2 separate regions of the Homo sapiens genome follow, and region 2 is linked to region 1. Evidence: chromatin loops called from intact Hi-C (ENCODE). Cell type or tissue: ovary. All regions are shown on one strand. Each heading gives the region's core, and the rest is flanking DNA. Links, peaks and the distances in the headings are about the cores only.

The links. A loop is a pair of places that touch in the nucleus more often than their neighbours do. Peaks named below come from ENCODE experiments on the same cell type or tissue, not always from the same donor. Only the 100,000 strongest peaks of a DNase experiment are listed, where the experiment ranks them.
Region 2: it touches region 1 in a loop (5-fold over the local background); 1 of 110 quality-filtered maps calls a loop at or near these places.

What each region holds. Positions count from the first base shown.
Region 1 is chr9:3,853,753-3,856,670 of GRCh38, forward strand. It overlaps GLIS3 (GLIS family zinc finger 3), which reads right to left. Exons shown (of 11, transcript NM_001042413.2): 9 at 2,257-2,432. Among named protein-coding and RNA genes, the nearest start is that of GLIS3-AS1, 43 kb to the right of the region's middle. In ovary, for the core only: no CTCF peak of the experiment used is centred there; no DNase peak of the experiment used is centred there.
Region 2 is chr9:3,793,893-3,796,810 of GRCh38, forward strand. The region is part of intron 2 of LOC105375962 (a long non-coding RNA gene); the gene reads left to right. Among named protein-coding and RNA genes, the nearest start is that of GLIS3-AS1, 100 kb to the right of the region's middle. In ovary, for the core only: no CTCF peak of the experiment used is centred there; no DNase peak of the experiment used is centred there; H3K4me3 peaks cover 292 bases; H3K27ac peaks cover 586 bases.

The sequences.
Region 1 (2,918 bases), core at 262-2,761:
AAATCACCCATTATCCTACCATCCTGATATAAAACCGTCAATATTTTGGAGAACTTCCTTCCAATTTTTCTTCTACACATAGGTCAATTTTCAAATTTTTAAAAATGTGTTTCACAGTTGTAATCAAAATGTGTTATACTGCATTTTCTTGGAACTTTGACACCATCAACTGTGAAATGCTCCATTACTCTAGATAGCACCAGAAAGAAAAATCACTGCCAATTATATGATGCCACTGTGAGCTATGTCCAGATTTCAGCGATGTTAAAATGTGAAGGTGAAGAATTTGTGTCTTAGAATCAATGGCCTACTCTACACTTCACATAGCCCACACTCAGGCTGTGCATCTACTGCCTGGAGTGGTGAGGATGGCTTCATGGCACAGGGGACCTGGTTCTCTTTCAGAGTAGATAAACTCCTCGACTGGACTGGCAGGCCCTCCTCAGAGGGAAGAGGGCTCAATTTGACTGTCTTTTGCATGCCTTGATGCCTTGTCTTGTGCACAGTAGGTACTCAAGAAGTATTTCTTGGTTGAATAAATACATAACTAAAGCTTGAGAAACAATGTATAGCCAGCAGAAGGTAAAAATGACCATGGGCCTGCAGAATGGTACAAGTACAAATTCTGATGAGGGTTTGTGTGGCTACACTGGGGAAGTGGGGAGATGAGATGGACGGAACTTTGAGCCAGAACCAATAGCTCTGGTTTTTCAAGGTCTCTTCCTTCCTACAGCTGGCTGCTGTTTTAATATCACCTCGTCTTTGCTGTTCAGGCCTTTACGTTGATGTTCTTTTTTTTTTTGAGACAGAGTCTCGCTCTGTCACCCTGGCTGGAGTACAGTGACGCGATCTTGGCTCACTGCCAGTTCCGCCTCCCGGGTTCATGCTATTCTCCTGCCTCAGCCTCCCAAGTAGCTGGGACTACAAGCGCCCGCCGTCACGCCTGGCTAATTTTTTTTTTTTTTGTATTTTTAGTAGAGATGGGGTTTTACCATGTTAGCCAGGATGGTCTCGACCTCCTAACCTCATGATCCACCCGCCTCGGCCTCCCAAAGTGCTGGGATTACAGGCGTGAGCCACCATGCCCAGCCTACTTTGATGTTCTTATCCAAGCCTAGCTCCATAGTACTAGTTGATTCTGCCATCTTAGAAAATTATTCACACTCAATTTGCATATTGATTTAGATTTGTTTGTTTGGGAACATCACCCATTAATTTCAAGTATAACTCATACAGAGAAAATTCAGGCATCAGCAAGAGGCAGGTAGAGGACAGTAGTATTTTTCAGAAGTTGAAACATTCAGCCTAAAAGGACAGTATCTCTTCTGCTTATACAGATCTGATTGCCCTAGGAAGTAAAAGCCTGTGACAGTTCAAATCTATATGACTTGGCAATTCAACTTTCTATGGATGCTCACTAAGATACGTGCCTGAAATGGCAAAATGAGTCTAAATAAAGAAAAGAAACTAAGACTTAGTTCTCTATGCATATTCCCCATTAAACACAAGATCTGCACATTTAGACAATCATTACCATTTCTCTTGCTTTCCTTTTCTCCTTTTCATCCTCCATTCACCTAACAAGTATCTGTCTCTTTGCCACTTGTGAAGAGCTGTGTTAAGTTCCCTAAAAGATATAATTTTCTGATGGGTCAGAAAATGCTCACAAAGAAGTCTGCACATTAATAGTGAAAGTATGTTTTATTCACAGATAAGTAAAACACAAGGTAGAGGAAGCATAAATACTACCAGAGAAAGACAGGCGATATAAAATCAGAGTTTAGAGCCTGGAGAGATGACATCAGCTGGGGGATCAGGAAGGGCTTCAGAGAGGAGGTGTCATTCCACCTGCGCCTTGAAGGACGGAGAGGATGTGGACCTATGAGAATGAGAGCAAAAACCTAGCAGAGCAGAGGCATGCTTGGGCACAAGAACTCCTGTCATTTCTTTCTCCATGGGCTGTCTATTGTTTAGAAACAGGATGCTATTGCTGGTGTTAGAGCCCTGGCCAATGAAAAAACCAGCAACTTGAGCTGACCAGTGCGATGTGTCATAAATCATACCATCATCAGGCCAAAGTCAGGAAAATACCATAGGATTTCATGCCTATCAAGTGTGAAATTTTAGAGGCAAGTCATGAAAGCCTAAGCCTGGTGTAGAACAGAGCATCTGAAATCCACGACAGGTAACTAAGATGAAAAGCAACAGCACAATGTCACTTTTCAAAACTCAAGGGACTGCCAGCTTCTTGCTTACCATGGACATGGATACCATTTGGTTGAAAAGAAGAGTTTGTTTCTGGCTGATAGGACTTCAGGTGTGAACCTGATGGCTGCTGGGTATAGGGAGGCTGTGTTCTTTGCAGTATTGAAGAAGGAGCTGGAACTCTCCGGGGGCTGATGTGGTGAGGAGATGGAGCAGAAGGTGCAAACCTGAGAAAACAATTATAAAAGGAAACATGAGGGACATAAAACAGCAGGAACAAAGACAAACTCTCCAAAGCCAAATTCTCACCTCCCATTCTGGCTATACAAGAGCGTGACAACAAGCCTTTTAAAAAAAAATCTTTCAGGATTTTTCTCTACCCTCTCTCCCTCCCCACTGCCATTTAACCACTGAGTTCTCAACTGAGATACAGAGGGAATAAACAAGTACAATAAAGGGAAAACCTACTCACAGTTTGGGTTTCTCAAGATTTCTAAGCTGCATTTCAAATACACTATGTTTGGTGAAATTCAAAGTACATCTTTTGCCAAGCCCTTTTTCTGCTAATTTTTAAAATCTATTTGCATTTAAGGGGAAATTTGATCCGTATGTTTCTGAATCATTTACACTTAGCTCACAAACATTTTGTTTGTTTTGTAAGATATATCTGAGGTCCAAGAAGTGTTGTTACAAGTCTTTATTATGAGCCTCTC
Region 2 (2,918 bases), core at 95-2,594, 60 kb before region 1:
TCATTGGTAAATATTACTGAAAATCTACCATCAGACTGGCCTGAGAACTGGGGGCTTAAAACAATGAGCAGAGAAAATATTTGGTAAACTTGAGTAAGAAAATCTCCTTTGATTTTCCAGTGTCTATCCTCAAGCTTGTGAGCACAGGCTCAGTTCAGAAAAGCCCTAAGCAGGCCACCTCCCACAATTCTTAGGGGAAGTGTAACTCGATCATCCAGTTATACATCCTATCCCTGCTCCTCTCTAGTCCTCGCTAATTGCTCCTCATTACATACTTCAAGAATTCCTTTCTGTCTGGGATGTGTGTTCAGAAAACACATTGTGTTTTGTCTTCTCGTGGGCTCATTAGCATTTGCTAAAGGAAGCAGCAGAGCTTGGAGCCCTCTGATCTCCTAGAAAGGCCGGACGCTCGTTTGTTTGCCTCACTGAATTTCCTCTACTCTGTTTGCTTTCTCTGTTTGGACACCTCAACTTCATCAGGAGCTAGGGGCAGCCATCCTGGGATTGGATAAAAAGTATTTCTTTTCTCTTTGTTCAGGTACCTTGTACTTTGGCAGCCTGAAAGAGTGCTTGCTGAGTGTGCTAAAAGCTCAATTTATGTTGCTTTTTCCTTTTTGCATTGCTTCAGTGCAAGCTGTATTTTATGAAGGTTCGGTGGCATTTTCCAAAGTAGAAAGTAAGCACTCTCCCTGTATTCTTTATATATATAATCTGAGCACCTCTGAATTTTTAACACAATGTCTTCTGCCCCATTGGTGCATGCAATATTTATTAACCAACTGCAAGTTTCTATTTCACCAACTTTTTGATTGATTTCCTCTTGATGGTCACTAGAGACATAAATAACTATGTGATTCAAGCTTTTTGTTTGCCCATATCTTTTTTCTAGACATGTCTTTTTGCTTTGGCCCTGCTGCTCTTTCCACAACAATACCGTACAGTTCAGTGCTGTTAAGAGTTGCTAGGTTGGATCACATTTAAGGGGAGAGTACCGTCCCCAGGAATGTTTCAAAGACCTTTGGAAAAACATGTGTTGGCAAGAGTAATAATGAGCAGAAAGTCAGGAACCCAAGGTGTATATGCATGATTCCCCCATCAGTATCCTTGGGGAGGTTACTTCCCTTCTCTGCCTCTCAGTTGTGCCAGCTCTAAAATGAAAATATTTTACCAGATCACATCCTGTAATTCTTTCTTCATTTTGTCTCATCAACTGTTTGTTGGTTTGGAGCTACAGAGATGAGATGAATTTTGTTGATATACAAATTGAAGAAAGCTGGATTTGATCTTCATTTAGCCTTGCTTTCCTCCCACCACCCCCAACAAATGGTTGCTTGGAACCACCTCCTTTAACTCAGCCAACATTTTTATTGACCACGAATGAAAAGTTCTTTGAGCTCCACCTGGATTTGTGACTTCCCCTCTCCACCCTCCACCTCCTAGACTCTCCTGGCTCTGGATCACTGCCCTTTCTCTTGTAAGACATATCCTCTGCTTTTCCTCCTGTGGAAATTAGTCTTATTCCTTCTGCAGTGTTCATTTTACTCTATTCAATAGCAAAAATCTTACCTATGTTTCTCTGAAAGATCTTTACAATGCAGAGAGTAGGATATAAAGATAAAACTTAAAGTAAATTATTATGAGCCTCTGATATTAATCACATGACTCCAGAAATAGACTCTCTTTTTAGAGAAAAGTGGACCTGCCATAATTGCACCACTTGCCTTGGCTTGGAGGTTGCCATTTTGGACAGCAATGTGAGTTTCCTTTCTTCTTTTTTTCCGCCTATGTGAATAAGGAAATGCCAGAGACCTTCCCACCCCCTCAGTCAACCCAGTACTCCCTGTTCAGGTGCTTCTGCCAACTAATTAACACCTCCTTTGCAAGCTGTAAATTGGACGGCAGATGCGCATAAATGTAGAGCCCAGTGGGGAGTCTCATGCTTTCTATATACGTATATTTCATGAAAGGCAGGAAGTGAAATCAAGTAGGCTGATGGGAAATGCATTTTGCCAAAATGGCCACCCCCATATTCTTACATATATTTATGTTATTTTAACACAAAATAAATTTCTCATGTCTTTGGAGGAGAGGCCCATTTTTGTTTTTTCAGACATAACCCAATGGGCTCTCAAAACTCTGGGAAAATCATTAAACATCTTTGGGTAGCACTAGGATGGTACTAGAGATGCAGGCACATTTGCATGTTTACATCGGGTCTGTTAAACATTATCCTTCCAACCCTCCAAGGACCAGGGTCTTGATTATTAAATCCCTGCCTCTAGTCTCAATCTGCTCCAACTATCCTAATTTTTACTGCCAGTGTTCTGTCTATAAACAAAATAGCATCAAGCTGCTTACAGTTTAAAATTGTTTTATGCTTCTCCAGATCTCATAGGATATATTCAAAATAATTTAGTGGGGGTCCATAGCCCCTGAGGCTCTGTTTCCTCCCTACCTTTCTCTCCTCCCACCCATGCACATCGTTCATACCAGCAAGACTGAATAACTTGTCATTCCCCGCACAGGTGATCTTTCACGCCTCTACATTCTAGATCTGACCCTTCCCCATCTCACTTTAGAAGCTACAATTCTTACTTTCTACAAAGAACTTGAAATTTTTTTTTCTTTAACCTGCAATTCAATTCATTTAATTCAATTCAACAAAGCCTACTGAGTACCTTTTCTGTGCCAAACACTGCTATGCTCAGGAGATATGATGATAAATAAGTCATAAAGTCTCTCTCTGAGGAGTTCACAACATAGTGGAGTAGGGGAGACATCAGTAAATGACTACAATAAATTTCAGCAGAGTCTCCCCGAGGACATGCTTGAAGGCCTGTGGCAGCAAAAAATAACTTATTCTTTAGGAATGGTGGCTGGGGTTGGGGAAGGCAAAGGTGCCAGGGAAAGGTTTCAGA